Regions from separate parts of the Homo sapiens genome. Here region 2 is linked to region 1. Evidence: read pairs that join two places in POLR2A ChIA-PET (ENCODE). Cell type or tissue: IMR-90. All regions are shown on one strand. Links, peaks and the distances in the headings refer to the core of each region. The heading gives the core; the rest is flanking DNA. Region 1 overlaps FRY (FRY microtubule binding protein). Region 2 has its middle 140 kb from the start of LINC02343.

Region 1 (8,344 bases), core at 17-8,016:
TAAGAATAAAACAAAAATCATACCATCAAGCTTTTGAATGAATGGACGATTGAATAATTATAAGTAAACTTTGGAAGCTTTTATAAAATTTAGAAAAAATTGAATTAGGTATGGGAGTATAACAAAAACAATAGAAGTGTCTGCTAGTTTCACCAGGTATTTTTGTTTCACCTGTATCACAGAATATTTATTATTTATGAAAAAGAAATAACAAACTAATTTCTCAACTGAAGTAAGAATTAGCAAACACATTTCTCGGTGGAGCTATTTTTAAATTTCAAAATGGATCTACTAACACATAGTTCATGAGCAGGTGAAATATTAGAGGCTCATAAATACTTGCTAAAGTACAAAGTGATATTTCTTATCGTCTGGGAAAGCACCCCAGCCAGCCATCAGCTAAGCTGGGCCTCCATTTAAGTCACTTTTTTGGTGTTATTGATCAGTGGGTTTTCTGCGGCTCCTGTGACAATATTTAGGACAGAGGGGACAGTGGCAGAGGCAGATAGAGACTCCTAGCCCACAGTGAAGAGACACAAGTATGTTTTTCCTCTGCATTGCAGCACTGCCAACAAGGCCTACTTCTTATCGTCATTGTGGTTGGCACTTTCTCCTTCAGACTCATCCTGTCTGCCCTGTGCTAAGGCCTTTTCAGCTAAAATATTTACCTGGAGTACATTACAAATAAGAGAAGCAGCACTAACTAGGAAAGACAGCCTTCAGCTGAGGAAATCAGAAATCTCATGTCTCGTCTCTCACTGACTAGTTGACTAGCCCTCAGGGCTCTTTATCTCATGTACCCATTTGCAATCCCTATGTAAAACTGTGTGTCAGGTGCTATAATGAGAGGCTATCATATGCATCATATACTATTCTTAAACACTAGAGGAAAAAAGTACACTTGAAATCCATTCATTCTTTCTACTTTTGAGAGATGTTTATCGTATTTAAATTCTTATAAATGATTTTGCCTACTTTTCAAGGACAACTAAGACATTATAATGGTTATACAAAGAATACTATTAATTTTCTTTAATATCTATCTATGTTCAGTAGAGGCTGGATAGCAAAACATTTACTCTCATTTACAGTTTATTATATACCAAGTTCTACCAAAATGGGTCAGTGAAAAGAACCTAAACATAGAAGTTAATCTTAAAACATTAACATACTAAAGATTTTAATAGTAAAAAAATGTTTTATTTTGTTTAAACCTACAGGAGAGGAATTTAAGTATAAGTTATGGGCCTGGTTACTCACCTACTCTTCTATGGACAAGTATTGTAATTTTTGGCTTCTGTTTTTTTATTTCTTATCAATTGCTTGTTTATCTCTAAAAGAGTTAAATCCTTTGTTCCCACATTCATTCTACAATAATATATCTTGGTATCAGTCCTTAAAATATTATTTATGTGTATTTGATATATGTGTGTAAACATGTATAATTTCTAACTCTAATCAGTTCAGAAACAGTGGAACATTTTCCTGGCTGCTCCAGTTTACACACACACACACATACACACACACACACAGGTAGTATACAGTCTTCATCCATTAAAAAGCAGCGACGTGATTCTTGAACATTTTCCTGGTGCATGAACTTGCGTCTTTGCCACGAGTTTAATCTGAAGGCACCTGTCCAACATAAATAATAAAAGAACATTCTAAAAATACCCACTGAAGGAATTAGGTGTGTACTGGAAATACGGTGCTATGAAGAGCCAATTACAATTTTTCGTAGCACAAACAACCAAAGGGAGAACGGTTTCTCAGGAGAGGACTCTTGATTCGCAGGTGATTTTTTCATCGTGTGGGGATCTGGATCTGCTTGAGCACCAGACAAGCTTGGTATCTTCTGAGGACGGTGCCCGAGAGCAGGAGAACATGGATGACACAAACAGCGAGCAGCAGTTTAGAGTCTTCAGAGACTTCGACTTCCTAGATGTGGAGCTGGAGGATGGAGAGGTACGGTGTATTCTCTGTAAAAATAATCCCCGCACCCTTTTCCTTGACTAATGAAACTATTCTTTTTACCTGCTAAATAATGAGTTTTTGTAACAAGATCTTTAATTGGAAAGTTGTAAACTTTATTTTGAATCAACTTATTCAAAGTACAGCAGCTAAACTTTGGCAAAAGTTACCACACCCTTCCTGTCTGAGCCCACGGCAAAAGCTGCCAAGTTATTTCTAAACGGCAAAGACCTGAGTTTTAATGACCACACAAAGACTGTATGTGTGTGTGTAGTCCCAAGCTGGACTTAAAAAAAAAATCACAAAAAACATTTCAGTTCTTAGCCTGTTCACTGGTACCTGGGTAAAATATGCTAAGCATTTAATCATTTCTAATGTGAAGTTTCTCTAATTCAATTCCTTCAAAGCTTGCCTGCTACAACATGAGACCAGAGCCTGAGGGATCAAACATTTTTGTGCTTGATGAAATCGTTAGAACTGGAAACAAAATGCAATGCACACAAGAGAGCTCTTTGCTCTGCTTAGCTCGGTGGCTGGTGTTCTAGACACTGGAGCAGCCAAATTCAAGTCTCAGTGGGCAAATGCAGATTCATTTATTTTGGATGATAATCATGGTAATAAGATACTTTCAGCTATGAATCATGTTTGCAAAAACAGGTATTGAGAGGAGGAGCATCACCTGTCAGTCACCTTCATTTCAGTAGCTTAGAGGCATGTTCCACCTGAGAGGCCGTCTTTTGCCTCATGGGATCAAAACTCAGTTCACTTAAGTGAGACTGGATGATGCAAAGGTGCCTCGTTCGGAACCGGGCTCATGGTGTTGTCAAGCTCATGTTTAACTGCACCAGATTTCCCAAACGACTCTCTGCTAGTCCTACAATTGAAGAGGCAGGCCTAGATCCCAAGTTTAGGATTTCCTGCAGTAGGTAGGCACCTCCTTACTTAACTACAGGCTTGTGGGAAATGATGCTTCAAGTAGCTGCTTACCTTCCCTAAAAGGATTTTATTATTGACCAACCCGCCTATGTCTAATTGAAGCCAAAGAGCCCTTTGCTTTTGTCCTTCCTGGCCCACTGATGACCCTGGATGTCTGCCCCAGCAGGAGAGAATCATGTCCTCGGAATAAAGAAGGTGTTCTTCACCAATTCTTTCCCTGGAAAACAAGTTGAGCAGATCCGGTCCGTAAGCAGTATAAAGGCACTGCTATCATGTATCCTTAAAATAACTGCCAGCTTAATTTTCACCTTGAATTGCTTAAGAACCAATAAAAAGTATTGCAGGTTTCTGTGATCCATAATAAATGATAGAGAAAGCATTCACTGAATGCAGTGAAGATTGTTTTAAGTCTAAAGCAAAATACAACTGTTTTGAATACTTTCAAAAATGTCTCTGAGACAGAGCTCAGAGTTCAGCTAGTGTCAAAAGACCAGCTCCCTGATCTGACAACTGACCTAATGTTTGCTCTTCAGTTAAAATTCAAGCTTGGACACCTGTTTCCCTCTGGAAGTTATACAAGGGAGGGAAAAAACGGATGAAGCAAGAGAGGCATCATTTCCTGTCTCGGCCAGAGAAAAATGTTATGTGAAACGACCTAGCAGGAATGATGTAAAGCGAAGTAATCCGACACAATTTCAGAACAGCTCACAAATTTAGTTTCTATCAAAATAAAGGAAGGAAAAATCTGGGATGCCCGTTACTTAAAAATAAATATTATACTAATGTTTTTCAGGGACAAGAAATAAGGAATACTACACCTTTTTTTCTGGTCTTCTCTTTATTGTCCTAGCCAGCAATAACTAAAAAATCACAGTGATTATTTTATCTTTCATTGTTAAGATTTTATAAGAAACTGGCTGGGCACAGTGGCTCACACCTGTAATCCCAGCACTCTTGGAGGCTGAGGCATCCTAGAGGATCACTTGTGTCCAGGGGTTTAAGACCAGCCTGGGCAACAGAGCAAGACCCTGTCTCTACAAAATTTAAAATTAGCCAGGTGTGATAGCACATGCCTGTGGTCCCAGCTACTCGGGAGGCTGAGGTGGGAATATCGCTTAAGCCCAGGAGGTCAAGGCTGCAGTGAGCCGTGATTGCACCACTGCACTCAGACTGGATGACAGAGTGAGACCCTGTGTCCAAAAAAAAAAAAAAATTTAGAAGAAGAAACTCACGGGGCTGAGAGTGTACATTTTATCCAAATAAAATAAGGCATTTGAGAATGTTTTGCTACTTCCCAATAAAATCACAATAAGGGATTCTAGCATTCTTGGAGTAGAAGAGTGAAGATGCCTGAACTTCAGAGTCCAACAGCTCCAGGTTTGAATTTCATCTCTGCCACTGACCTTAGCTATATGACCTTAAGCATGGATGCAATTCCTCTTGCTTTCCACTTCTTTGTCTATTAAGTGGGTATAAGAATACAGGTTGAGCATTCCTCATCTGAAAATTCAAAATCTGAAATGCTCCAAAATCCTAAACTTTTTGAACACTAACATGACATCACAACTGAAAGATTCCACATCTGACCTCATGTTACAGGTCATAGTCAAAATGCAGTCAAAACTTTGTTTCATGCACAAAATTATTTTAAAATTGTATAAAATTATCTTCAGGCTGTGTATTTAAGGTGTATGTGAAACATAAACAAATTTCATGTTTAGACTTAGGTCCCATCCCCAAGATATCTCATTATGTATATGCAAATATTTCAAAAATTTTTAAAAATCTGAAATCCAAAACACTTCTGGTCCCAAGCATTTTGAATAAGGCATACTCAACCTCTACCTGCCTGTAGAGCTGACATGAGGATTAAATAAAATAACCAATGTATAGTGTCTAGCAAAGTGTCAGGCATATAGTTGGCATTGTAAATGTGAGTCTCCTTGTACTGTCATTGGTGAATAATTTTAGTATATCTTCATCTGATAAAGTTAGGCATACTTGGCGTTTAGATCAAAGCACAGTTGTCAAAAAAAGAAAGACAAGTCATTTTGTCATATCTATTCCTTTTCATTGGTCTCAGAATTTACTGAGTGATATCTGCAAGAGTTTGCCCTTGAACTTTTTAGAATCTTTAAAAGGTGTTGTGTCTTTGCTATTAATTGCATATGAACAGTAAGCATCATGATCACAAACACTTTTAGCTTTGTGAACAGGCTCAGGTGATGCCACCTTTATTTCCAGTTGATGACCCTCATTCATGTTTCCATAACATTTAACAGTTTTCTCACGAATACATATTTAGGCATTCCAAAAAAGTGTTGAGGAGACCAAAGTTGTCACAGAGGTAGAAAGCTATTTCAGAAATTGTAATAATGATTTGTTATCCCAGCTCTATCATCCACAGCCAAAGGATTTGGAATTTCTGATGTTTAATGTTGATTTTTCTCTTTGGAGTTAGTGTATATTTACCTTTTCTTTTAAGGTGCACCTACTGAAGTGTATATTGTTAGCACTGTTGGTTAATGTTGTGTTAACACTAAGAGAAATGTTCTTGAGTATCTTTAATATAATCATTGTAAATAGACCTTTTGTTTGTTTTTCTGCTCATTCAATCTGCTACCCAGGAACTTCAGGTAAGATGATGCTGTTTTTAATTCAAATATGCTAGTAGATGTTTTGCATCTTTGCAGATTTATAACAACATAATTGCTTTTTTCCTCCCTTCCAGAATATATATGCTTATTTGCGTGCATATTTCCATTTAGGTGTGTGATATAAGAGGTATTTTTCTTGGCTGCTCTAGTATGGAAATGTTTTCTAAAATGTAAATACATTTTTAAAACCTTTATATGCCTAGTTCTGAAAGTTGCATGATTATATCTCAGAGAAGTGGAGTTTTCAAATCTGATCTATGGCAATCCTATCATTTCTCATCAAGTGGTTGCACAACTGGATGGGTTTTATTGTTAAATTCTTGTATTAAAACTGAAATCACCGGGTACCATGGCTCCCACCTGTAATCCCAGCATTTTGGGAGGCTGAGGTGCCAGATCACTTGAGGCCAGGAGTTCAAGACCAGCCTAGCCAACATGGCGAAACCCTGTCTCTACTAAAAATATAAAAATTAGCCATGCCTGGAGGTGCACGCCTGTAATCCCAGCTACCTGGGAGGCTGAGGCAGGAGAATCCCTTGAACCCAAGAGGCAGAGGTTGCAGTGAGCCAAGATCATGCCACTGCACTCCAGCCTGGGTAACAGAGCAAGACTCTGTCTCAAAAAAAAAAAAAAGTGAAATTAACAATTTGCATCTAACTATATACCATACATACTTTCAGTTGAATCTTTTTTTCCCCCAGGAATTAAAGGCTATCTCTATCTTTGTGTAGTGACTAGATAACTTTTCATCCAAACCAGGGCCCTTTTAAAAGTAAAAGGGGGTACTAATAATATTTATACCCAAACCACAGGCATTAAAACCGGGATCATCCTGGGCAAAGTGACCTATGATCAGTCTCTATCTACGTATATCAGACTTACTCTAAGTAGAACATTTGGGGGAGTATATTTTGACCACAATGCACCCAAATTTCTTCAACAATAATTCTTGTTTGACAGAGTTCCAATATGAAAAAAAGTGTCAAAAAATAGTATTTCTAACATTTATAGAATGTTTAATCATTAATACTTTCCCATCTCAGTGTAAACCCTCAGTGGTTTTTAAGTTTGAACTGACATATACAGAGTGTTCATCTGGACTAGCCATCCTCTGCATTTTCTCACATGTAGGAAACTGCTTTGACTTTTCACTTTGTATGTAACATAAAATACAAATCTGACATTTGGGGGAGAGGAAGGATGGAGGGTGGGTCTCCCACTAGGGCCATGCTGAGAAAGCCTGGTTGAGTTTTAATCACCATGGACTTTACCTGGGTCCAGACTGCAATGTTGTTCCATCATCTCAACCTCTCAGCCACCACCAGGGGAACCATTTCAACACCCTTGCTTCTAATGGAGATATTACACCTTCCAGCAAGACAGCCAAACCTTATTCCTCCAAGAACAGCTTTCCCTGCCTCCCTATTTTCACACCTGATTGATTCAGGTCTTCACCAGAGCTGCCGCCAAATCAGCACTAGCAGTGACCTGTGCCTGGTATAGCCTTCTCCCACCTGGATGTCTGTATTCCTCTGCAAGCTCATGGTTCTGTCTCAAGTGCAGCGTGGGAGACCTCCAGAATCGCTGCCTAAGATAGTTCATCCAACCCTTCCAGTCATTTGGCACAAGAGAGTCAGTTTTTTGAATTTGTGTTTGTATATTTGTCCCTATAATTTTCACATTCTTCTCTTTTTACTCTGCATAGTTAGTATTCTGATTTTTCTGTATTTTCTTCCTTTCTTTACACATTGGATTTTCCTTTTCTTCCCAGAACTTTTGCCTCTTTCATATATTGTTTTATTTTCTCACTGCTGTGGCTATTTTTAAAATCCCAGTACAACAGTTAGCCATTTTCTACCAAAAAAAAAGAAAAAAACATATGGTGGTAATTTATCATAGCAGATACTGGATGTTAGAAACAATATTCTGAGTCTGCATTCTTTTTTATAATCAAACACCCCTAAGAGCAATCATAAATATCATATGTGAGGATGAATAATGATGATTTCTATATCTTATCCAGATTGTGCTTAGGATTTGTGCCTGTTGCCTTCTACCATGAATAGCCCAAGCAGACTTTGAAAAAGCTATGCCTCTGTTATATGACAGATCTGTGAGAATGGCAAGCTTGTTTCACTAGGAGACAGACACGACCCTCTGCTTTAAAACAGAGGGAAATTAATAAATGATAATGCTCATAAGTTTAACAGTAACTCACATCTCTCATATTATGTTGTTCACTGAGCTCTCATCAGAAAAAGTTGTTTTATTTTATTCCAATGAACCATCAGGCAGTGTTTCAAATTACCAGTAAATGAAAAGATTCTGTACTAGATTTTGTCAGATCATTTGTTTAGGTTAAAATTTGCATATCAGTCAGCTGAGTAATATTTTTCTTCCTTTATTCCTAACAGAAAGAAAAATAAAACCCAAATCCATTTCTAGAAAAAAAAAGTTATGTTAGTCAAATACACTTATTTATTAACTGATGGTTTGTAGAGAAAGTCTGAATGCAACTAAAAGCTTTCTTTAACACTTACATGGCCACTTAAGCTAGTTCTCGGTAATTCAAAATATACAAATCAACAATAATATTTGGGGCCGGGTGCAGTGGCTCACGCCTGTAATCTCAGCACTTTGGGAGGCCGAGGCGGGTGGATCACTTGAGGTCAAGAGTTCAAGACCAGCCTGGCAACATGGCAAAATCCTGTCTCTACTAAAAATACAAAAAATTAGCCTGACATGGAACCCAGAAGGTGGAGGTTGCCGCAAGCTGAGAT
Region 2 (8,344 bases), core at 44-8,043, 2.0 Mb after region 1:
TAGCAAGACTAATTTAGAAAAAATAGAAAGCAAAAAACATTATTAGAAATATAAAATAAAACATTAATGATAATTTTACAGATCTTAAAAAAAATATTATGAAAAATTTTACATCAATAAATTTAATAGCTCAAATTGAATAGACTAATTAACTGAAAAGTATAGAGAAACAGAAATAATGAATAGTCCAATTTCTGTTAAAAGACTAGAATCCTTAATTTAAAAAATAAAGTAGTAATAGCAATAATATACAATTATTACTCAGAGAACAGAGGAATGTAACACTTTCCACAGGTCGATATTCCCCATAAACACAAAAATCCTAAACAAAGTATGAGTAAATATTGCTGAATCCTGTTACATATGAAATATGTTATATATAACATGATTAAATGAGCTTTTTTTTTCCCCAGGAATACAGGATTAATTGATATTTAAAAACCAATCAGTGAAAATTACCATATTAACAAAAGAGAAGGAAAATACAATTTCTTTCAATAGACACAGAATTTTTAAATAAAATGTAATATTCATTCTAGGTTCTTAAAAATCAGTAAAGTAAGAATAGAAATTCCTCAATCTGGTAAAGTTTGTCAAGAAAATATTTAATTTAACATCATCTGTGTGGTGAAGTATTGAACACTTTTTTTCTTGTGGTTAGAACCAAGGAAAAGGTGCCTTCTATCACATCTTCTATTCAGCATTGTGACTGAAATCTTAGTTGGTGCAATAAGGCAGGAAAAGAAAATGAAATAAAGGTATGAAGACTGGGATATATAAAGTAAAACTATCTTTCTTGGTAAATGGCATGATTGTGTATATTAAAAATCTAAAACAATATAGGAGCCATTAGAATAAATAAGTGTATTTTCTTAATACAATGAAAATAAATTGTATTTCTGTTTACTATCAATAAATAATCAAAAATAGAATTTAGGAAATTATTCACAATAGTGTTTAAAAGATGAAATATTTGGAGATAATGAAGCAACATCATTGTCTGGGGTAAATACCAGAGATTCGTCATCTCATGCTAAGGAAATCAAGGACACAGACACACAAGAAGTGAGTTTAAGAGCAGTGGTTTAATAGGCAAGAGAAAAGAGAAAATCTCACTCCCTCCTAAAGAGAGAGAGGGGCTCCTGAGGGGTGTCTTCTGTTCCATGGTAAAATGCACAGGGTTTTATAGACCAGCTGAGGAGGCGGTGTCTGATTTACATAGGGCATGAGAGATTGGGTGGACCAAGTGTGCTGTTTGCATAGCACACGAAGAAGCTGGCCATCCCATCTTAGTCTTTTATTATGCAGATGAGGTGTCTACCTGGCCGGTGCCAAGTTGCTTGTTCCTGTACTGCACACATGGTTGACAAAGAGAAAGGAAGATGAAGCTTCCATGTTGAACATGCCTGGCTTCCAGGTATCCCTTTTCTATTGGCACAGCTGCTGGCATTTACCTATGCAAGCTTTTAGCTTGCTTATCTGTGCACACAGCTTGATTTTTCAGGCTGCTTTTTGTTTGAAAAGAAATGATTTGGGGGGCTGCTTTTTATTAAAAGGAAATCTTACTGAAGACTCTCTTACCATCACTATCTGTCTAAATAATTTATATCTAGCTCCTGTATCAATAATTCCAGTGAAAAAATGCAAAAAAAAATCCACAAAACCATACTGAAAGAAATAAAAAGAAATATAAATTAACATAGAGACGTATCATGAATTGTAAGACAATATTGCTAAAATGTCAGTTCCATTCAAAGGATCTAGACTGGCCAAGGCAATATTGAAGAAGTCAAAGATAAAAACTTAAAACAATCAGATATTAAAACTTACTATAACCCTAATGTAATTGGTATTGGTTGAGGATAGGCAAATAGAGCAATAAAAGAGAATAAAGAGTCCAAAAACAGACCCATACATATAAAGTCATCCCCCTTTTTTTTTTAACCAAAATAGAGCTGTAAAAAGAAAAAAGGATTTCTTATCAATAAATAACACTGAGTCAATTAGATATTCATATAGAAAATAAATAAACTCTGATCCCTACCTCACACTATTCATAAAAGATGATTTGAGTTGGATCATACACTTAAATATAAAAGGTCATGCACTGAAGCTTCTAGAATTAAATAACTGCCTGTATTAATAATTGCAGTTTTAAAATATCTCAGCAGATTCTTCAACACTCCTCACTTAAAAAGGTGAAGTCTGATTCCCCTCCCTTCGAATGTGGGCCAGACTTACCATCTTGTTTCTAATGAACAGAATGTGCTGGAAGTGATGCTCTGTGACTTTTACAGCAAGCTTTTTAAAAATCAAAATAACTTCTGCCTGGTTCCTAGGTGACAAGTGCCTTTGCATACTCGAGCCACCACGTAAGAATCCTGGCTATCAGGAGGCCATCCTGCTGGAGAGACCATGTGGAGAGACCACACAGAAATGGGGGAGATGTCTAAAGAGCCCCACTCGCAATTCCAGCCCCAGCTGTCTAATTCCTCTCATTTGTATTGCTCTCTTATAGCTGCTGTCACAAATTACCAAAAAATTTGTGGTTTCAAACAATACACACATATGCTCATATAGTTCTGGAGAGAGAAGTCTGAAATTAGTTTTACTGGGCCTCAGTCAATGTGTCAGCAGGGCCCTGCTCCCTCTGGAGGCTCCCTTGCCTTTTCCAGCTTCTTTTTTTTTTTTTTTTTTTTTTTTTGAGACAGTCTCACTCTGTCACCCAAGCTGGAGTGGTGCAGTGGCGTGATCTCGGCTCACTGCTGCTTCTGCTTCCTGGGTTCAAGTGATTCTTGTGCTTCAGCCTCCCAAGTAACTGGGATTACAGGTGTGTGCCACTCTCACCCAGCTAATTTTTGTATTTTTAGTAGAGATGGGGTTTTGCCATGTTGCCCAGGCTGGTCTCACACTCCTGGCCCCAAATGATTTGCCCACCTTGGCCTCCCAAAGTGCTGGCATTACAGGCATGAGCCATCATGCCTGGCCACATTTTCCAGCTTCTAAAACTGCAATCCCTGGCATGTGGTGCCTTACTCCACCTTAAAAGCCAGCAGCATGGCATCCTGCTCCAGGGGCCACATTACCTCCTTCTTCAATGTCAAATCTCCTTCTGCCTCCCTTTTATAGTTGTGATTGCATTTAGGACCCAATTAGATAATCCAGGATAATCCCTCATTTTAAGAGTTTTGATTTAATCATACCTGCAAAGTCTCTTTTGTCTTGTAAGTTAAATTCACAGATTCCAGGGATGAGGATCTGGGTATCTTTGGCGGCCATTATTCATTCTTGGTAGGAGATGTAAGTGAAAATGCCCTTGAGGTGACCCTAGCCCCAGTCACCACTTGGCTGCAACCTCCTCATGAGAGACAGAAGCCAGAACTGCCGAGCTGAGTCACCAAATTCCTGTCCCACATACCACGAGAGATAATAAATATTTGCTATGTTTTATACCTCCAAAGTTTTGGTAAAAACTCCCTGGCGAGTTTTTCTAGGCAATATGAAGAAAATTGAGATAGAACAAATGAGCTTGACACAAACTTAAAATTATTTCTTCTAAAACACTGTTTTGTTCTAAAGAGTATATTCTTTCTATTCTTTTGGTGCAAACATACTCTATTAGGAAATTATATTTAAAGCACACTATGGCTCATGCTTTCTTAATAGTCTGACTTGCAAAAAGGCAAAATTAATAATCTCTGTCCATTTCACATTTTAAAAAGTATTGCTTTGAAATTTGCAAGTCAGGGAACTACTGTTTATAGGATAAAGTCTAGCTTCATCAGCCTGCACGCAAAGCCCCCTATAATCCTGCTGTACCTCCTTCTGTGGCTGCTTCTCCTGCTACAACTCTCTGCACTTATGTCTCAATATTTCTACGCCACTGATTTCCTCACACATAACATTCTGTTTTGCTAGAGGATGCCTCTGTGTATTCCATTTGTTTGCCTTTGTTTTTTCCTCAGACTACTTTCCCCCGTCTGAAAACCTCAAGTTTAAGGAAACTTATTCCCTTCTCCACTTTGTGAATATCTGTATCTTAGCATTTAATGTTTTTATCGAAGTGTTCTGTTTATACGTATGTCTCAGCTACTAAACAGTAAGGTCAATAAGGACACAATTTTTAAATCCTTATTTTTTTTGAAATTTGCAGAAGATGTGGAATAAAATAGGTGCTCCAGAAATGTTTGCCAATTTATAGATAAGTTCTGAAATGCAAATAGAAATGTAGGTCTGCTGAGTGTCCCCATCTGGTTTAAATTTCAGTCCAACAGTGTAATCCCCACTTCTTGTGTGGTGATGCTTTAACTGTTTCTATTTTTAGGTAGACTTGTCTCTCTGACAAGTCTTTCTTTGATGAGTCCAATCTTCTTCCCTTAACTTCTACCACAAGGCCCCATTCTGCCCTCTGGAGTCATGAGATAAAGTCTGTCTCTCTTATGTAATAGTGTTTCAGATAGTTAATGCTGGTGAGTGGGTTTCCATTTAGTCCCCTCCTCCGCAGACTAAATGAACTCTTCTTGTCAATTTTTCATTGACAGCCTTTTTAAGCCTTCCATACCCAGTCACCATCTGTGTTGGTCAGTGTTGTTTTAGGCTGCCAGTATCAGAAAGCATAACAACGATGACTTAAACAAGATGGCTGCTTATTTTTCTGCGTAAACAAATCCAGAGGTAGGCTGCCCTGGTGGTGCCATCAAAGACCCAGGCTCCTCTCATTATTCTTACTATGGGGCTTTTCTCCTTTCATTGCTGTCACATGGCTTCTACATGGCCAATCTGCCTTGAGAACAGCATTTCTATCCCATCCCAGAAGAGAAAGAACAAAAAGAATGTATGTTCCTGTGAAATATGCTCTCTTGAAAGGGCTTTCTCAGAAGAATCACAGTTTCATGAACATTTGATTGAACATAATTGTGTCACGGAGTTGCAAGGGATATTGGGAAACATCATATTTTAGCTGGGCACATTATCTTCTTGAAAATACCGTACATGAGAAGAGGAGAATAAATATTGATATTGATAGGCAACTAGTAGTGTGTCTCAATGAGCAGAACTTTGCTGTGACTATCTTAAAAGAAAGGCTTCTAGTTAGACAACCTGAGGTCAGGAGTTCATGACTAGCCTGGCCAATATGGTGAAACTCAGCCTCTACTAAAAATACAAAAATTAGCCAGGCGTGGTGGTGGGTGTCTGTAATCTCAGCTACTTGGGAGGCTGAGACAGGAGACTTGCTTGGACCCAGAAGGTGGAGGTTGCAATGAGCCAAGACTGTGCCATTGCACTCCAGCCTGGGCAACAGAGTGAGACTCTGTCTCAAAAAAAAAAAAAAAAAGGCTTCTAGATTAGACGATATATTATATTCCTGATGAGCCCAACAAAGTATGAACACAGCCTGTCTCTCTCTCTCTCTGTTTATGTAAATGTATTAGGGTAATTGAGGATTGGGTGTATTTTTTAAGGTGCCTCATTGCTACTATAGGTTTATTTCATTCTTAACAACGAACAAGAACAATTTATTTCCCTCCTTCTGCTATTCAGCTAGGTCTATACTAAAACTATACAGTTGTATTCTGAAATTGAATGAAGAATGTTTCATTTACTCCAATAAAGTTCATCATATGTATCCTGGTCCATCATTTCAATACTTTGATTTTTTTTTTGAAACTTAATTTCCTCATCCAATACATTCACTAGTCATCTAAAATTTGCATATCTGCAATTTTGATGAGTCTTTTATGACTCGATAAGGGAGGCATACATATAAGCCTATAATTGGGTGTAAGTGAGACAAGTATGTTAGGGAAGCTATGTACAGGGATAGGAACTTTGGGGAACATGCATCTGGCTCACCTTGTAGATTCTAGAAGGTACAAGAACTGCAGAGAAGGTGATATTGATGTTTATCAGTAAAGAGGAGATGAACTTCTCCTGAGAGACCATACTGAAAAAAGAAGTAATAGAATAAGAAAGGCCCAGAGATGTGATCGACTGAGAAATGCTGTGACCCAGCAAGTCAAACATCCAGAGCAAGCAGCAGGAGGGGAGGCAAGAAGTGGTGAAAGTTTATCTGGGAAGTTTGAACTTTACTTCTGAGTGATAGTCTTTAGAGACAGACACTAACAACAGAGATATATTGGAAAGATTTTTCCCATAACTGTCTTTAAAATTTACAACTACATTTTTATTCTCAACTACGGTTGAGTAGAAAATAGATGAGAGGAGATGATTCAAGACCTTCCTTCTTCTGTACCATGTGATCCTATTTCCCTTCAGATGTAATGACCATATGTCTCATGTTTTTCCAAGAATCTTTGAATTTCAAATAATCTATCTTGGGCTGCCCAAAGTATTCTCAGACTTGTCAGTCTATGTGTCCTGATTTTTTTTTTTTCCAGAAAAGGTAGTCACTGGGCCTCCAATCACACAAGTATTGCAGTATCACATAAGTGGTTCTTTCATCATGTTTTTTTCAGGTCTATCTAGGGAGTGAGCAGATCTGCAGTGTGATTTAGAGAGCCAAAGAACACCATGCTTGCCATTCTTTGTATTTAATGACAACGAGAAATTCCGGTAATGAAAGGGGTAAGCAACAGCACAGCCTGTAAGCTTGTATTTTTAGCCTGTGTACAAGAGGCTCACAACCTTAATTTTCACAGCAACATAAATATTATGAGTATAATTAACCATGAATATTTGATGAAGTTTGAGAGCATTATCTGCACTTGCTTAATATCGCTGGATGTCATTCTAAATTCTGGATGCTTTTTAAGTATGGAAATATTCTCTTTGTGCTGCCAAATTTCTAAACAAATGCCTGGTGGAAAATTACACCTTAGCCAGAATAATAACCCAAGTAAATAGGTAATAATGGGTTTGTATTTTGCATATTAGCTTGACATACAGCGTTAAAATGTCCCAGGACATTAAATACTGAGTTTTTATAAAGAGAATTGAAATAGGCCTAATAGCCATGATTTATCCAAGAGACTGATGCATTACAGAAGAGTATTTTTTATATGTGAAAAAGAAATTTGTGCCCTGTTAGAATGCCAGGTATTCTCAAGTTGAAAATACACTAATTTGTAGTAAGCAACTGAATACGTATAGAATCTGGGGATGCAAACCTTGGTGGTCCACTATGTGCCTAGGGCAACTTAAAGCCAATCAGAAAGCAAGATGTGTGCTTACTGCAAAATTTTTCCTGATTTTGCTTTTTTGAAAATAAGAAAAAAAGTCTTCTTCAAAATATGCATTTTCTTTATTTGCACATTTTGTGAGTTACACTAAAAAGGGAATGGTCTCTAACAAAATGTGTTTTAAATGTTAAGGCCAAGTACAGCCATGTGCACTACCACAGACTTTCTTAGTCCTCAGAGGCAATTTTCTTCTTTGTGTCCATTGATAAACTCCTAAGGCTGTTGGGTAAGACTTGATGCTTCCCGTGACCTAGGCTCTGAGGATGTCTTAGATTGGCAGACTCTGGTAGATATGGTGGCTTAAAGATGGCTGCAGATTATTTTCTAGTTCTCCCACTGAGCGGAAGAGCCCAATATTCCTCTATCTGAATCTGGTCTAACCTTTGAAATGCTTGATTAATAAAGTATGGAGGAAGTGAGGCTTATGCTATTTCAGTCTAGCACTTAAGAGGATCAGAAGCTTCCACCTTGCTTTCTGGAACCACTGATTAAGCTGAAGCAATCTTTCTCCAAGTAATCCCAGGCCGCATGGAGAGGCCACATGTAGGTGCTCTTGTGAACAGGTGAAATTGCTCCAAGGGTCAGCATCAACTTCCAGCCATGTAAATGAGTCCAGTGACCTTGGACATCCAGCCCAGTCAAGCCTTCAGCTGACTCTGCCCCAGTCACCATCAGACAGACATGGCATAAAGAACACCAAGCAAGAACTGCTCAGCTGAGCCCAGGTTTTCCACAGAACCATGGGGATAATCATGAATTATCATTTGCACCATTAACTTGTGCAGCAAATTGTACTGTAGCTATAGATAACTAAAGCAGTAGGGGCAATGAAAATGTATCATAAATTTGAGAGATTTTTGCCTCCTCCTTTCCTGTTTCCCTCCCATCTTCCCTTAGTCACAAGTGAATGGGAACATCTAGCACAAGTATGGTCAGAGAACAAGCCTCAGATAAACACACTTGAAAGACATAGTAGAGAATTTAGAGACCGCTGATACCCATTGGTGCCTACAGCTTGTAGCACATAGTATTGTGAGATCCTGGGCTCTGGAGTCAGAGCTACCTTAGTTAAAACCTAGCACAAATCCCTACCAGCCATGGGTTCCTAGGTAATTTACATCATCTTTCTGTGTTCAGGTTTCCTC

The links. ChIA-PET counts read pairs that join two places held together with the same protein. Peaks named below come from ENCODE experiments on the same cell type or tissue, not always from the same donor. Only the 100,000 strongest peaks of a DNase experiment are listed, where the experiment ranks them.
Region 2: POLR2A ChIA-PET joins it to region 1 with 10 read pairs; 1 of 35 experiments calls an interaction of 5 or more read pairs at or near these places.

The regions. Positions count from the first base shown.
Region 1 is chr13:32,252,430-32,260,773 of GRCh38, forward strand. It overlaps FRY (FRY microtubule binding protein), which reads left to right. Exons shown (of 61, transcript NM_023037.3): 51 at 1,795-1,965. Among named protein-coding and RNA genes, the nearest start is that of ZAR1L, 59 kb to the right of the region's middle. RefSeq lists an enhancer at 1,197-2,396. In IMR-90, for the core only: no CTCF peak of the experiment used is centred there; a DNase peak (open chromatin) is centred at 3,542.
Region 2 is chr13:34,204,210-34,212,553 of GRCh38, forward strand. No RefSeq gene overlaps it. Among named protein-coding and RNA genes, the nearest start is that of LINC02343, 140 kb to the right of the region's middle. In IMR-90, for the core only: no CTCF peak of the experiment used is centred there; a DNase peak (open chromatin) is centred at 3,352.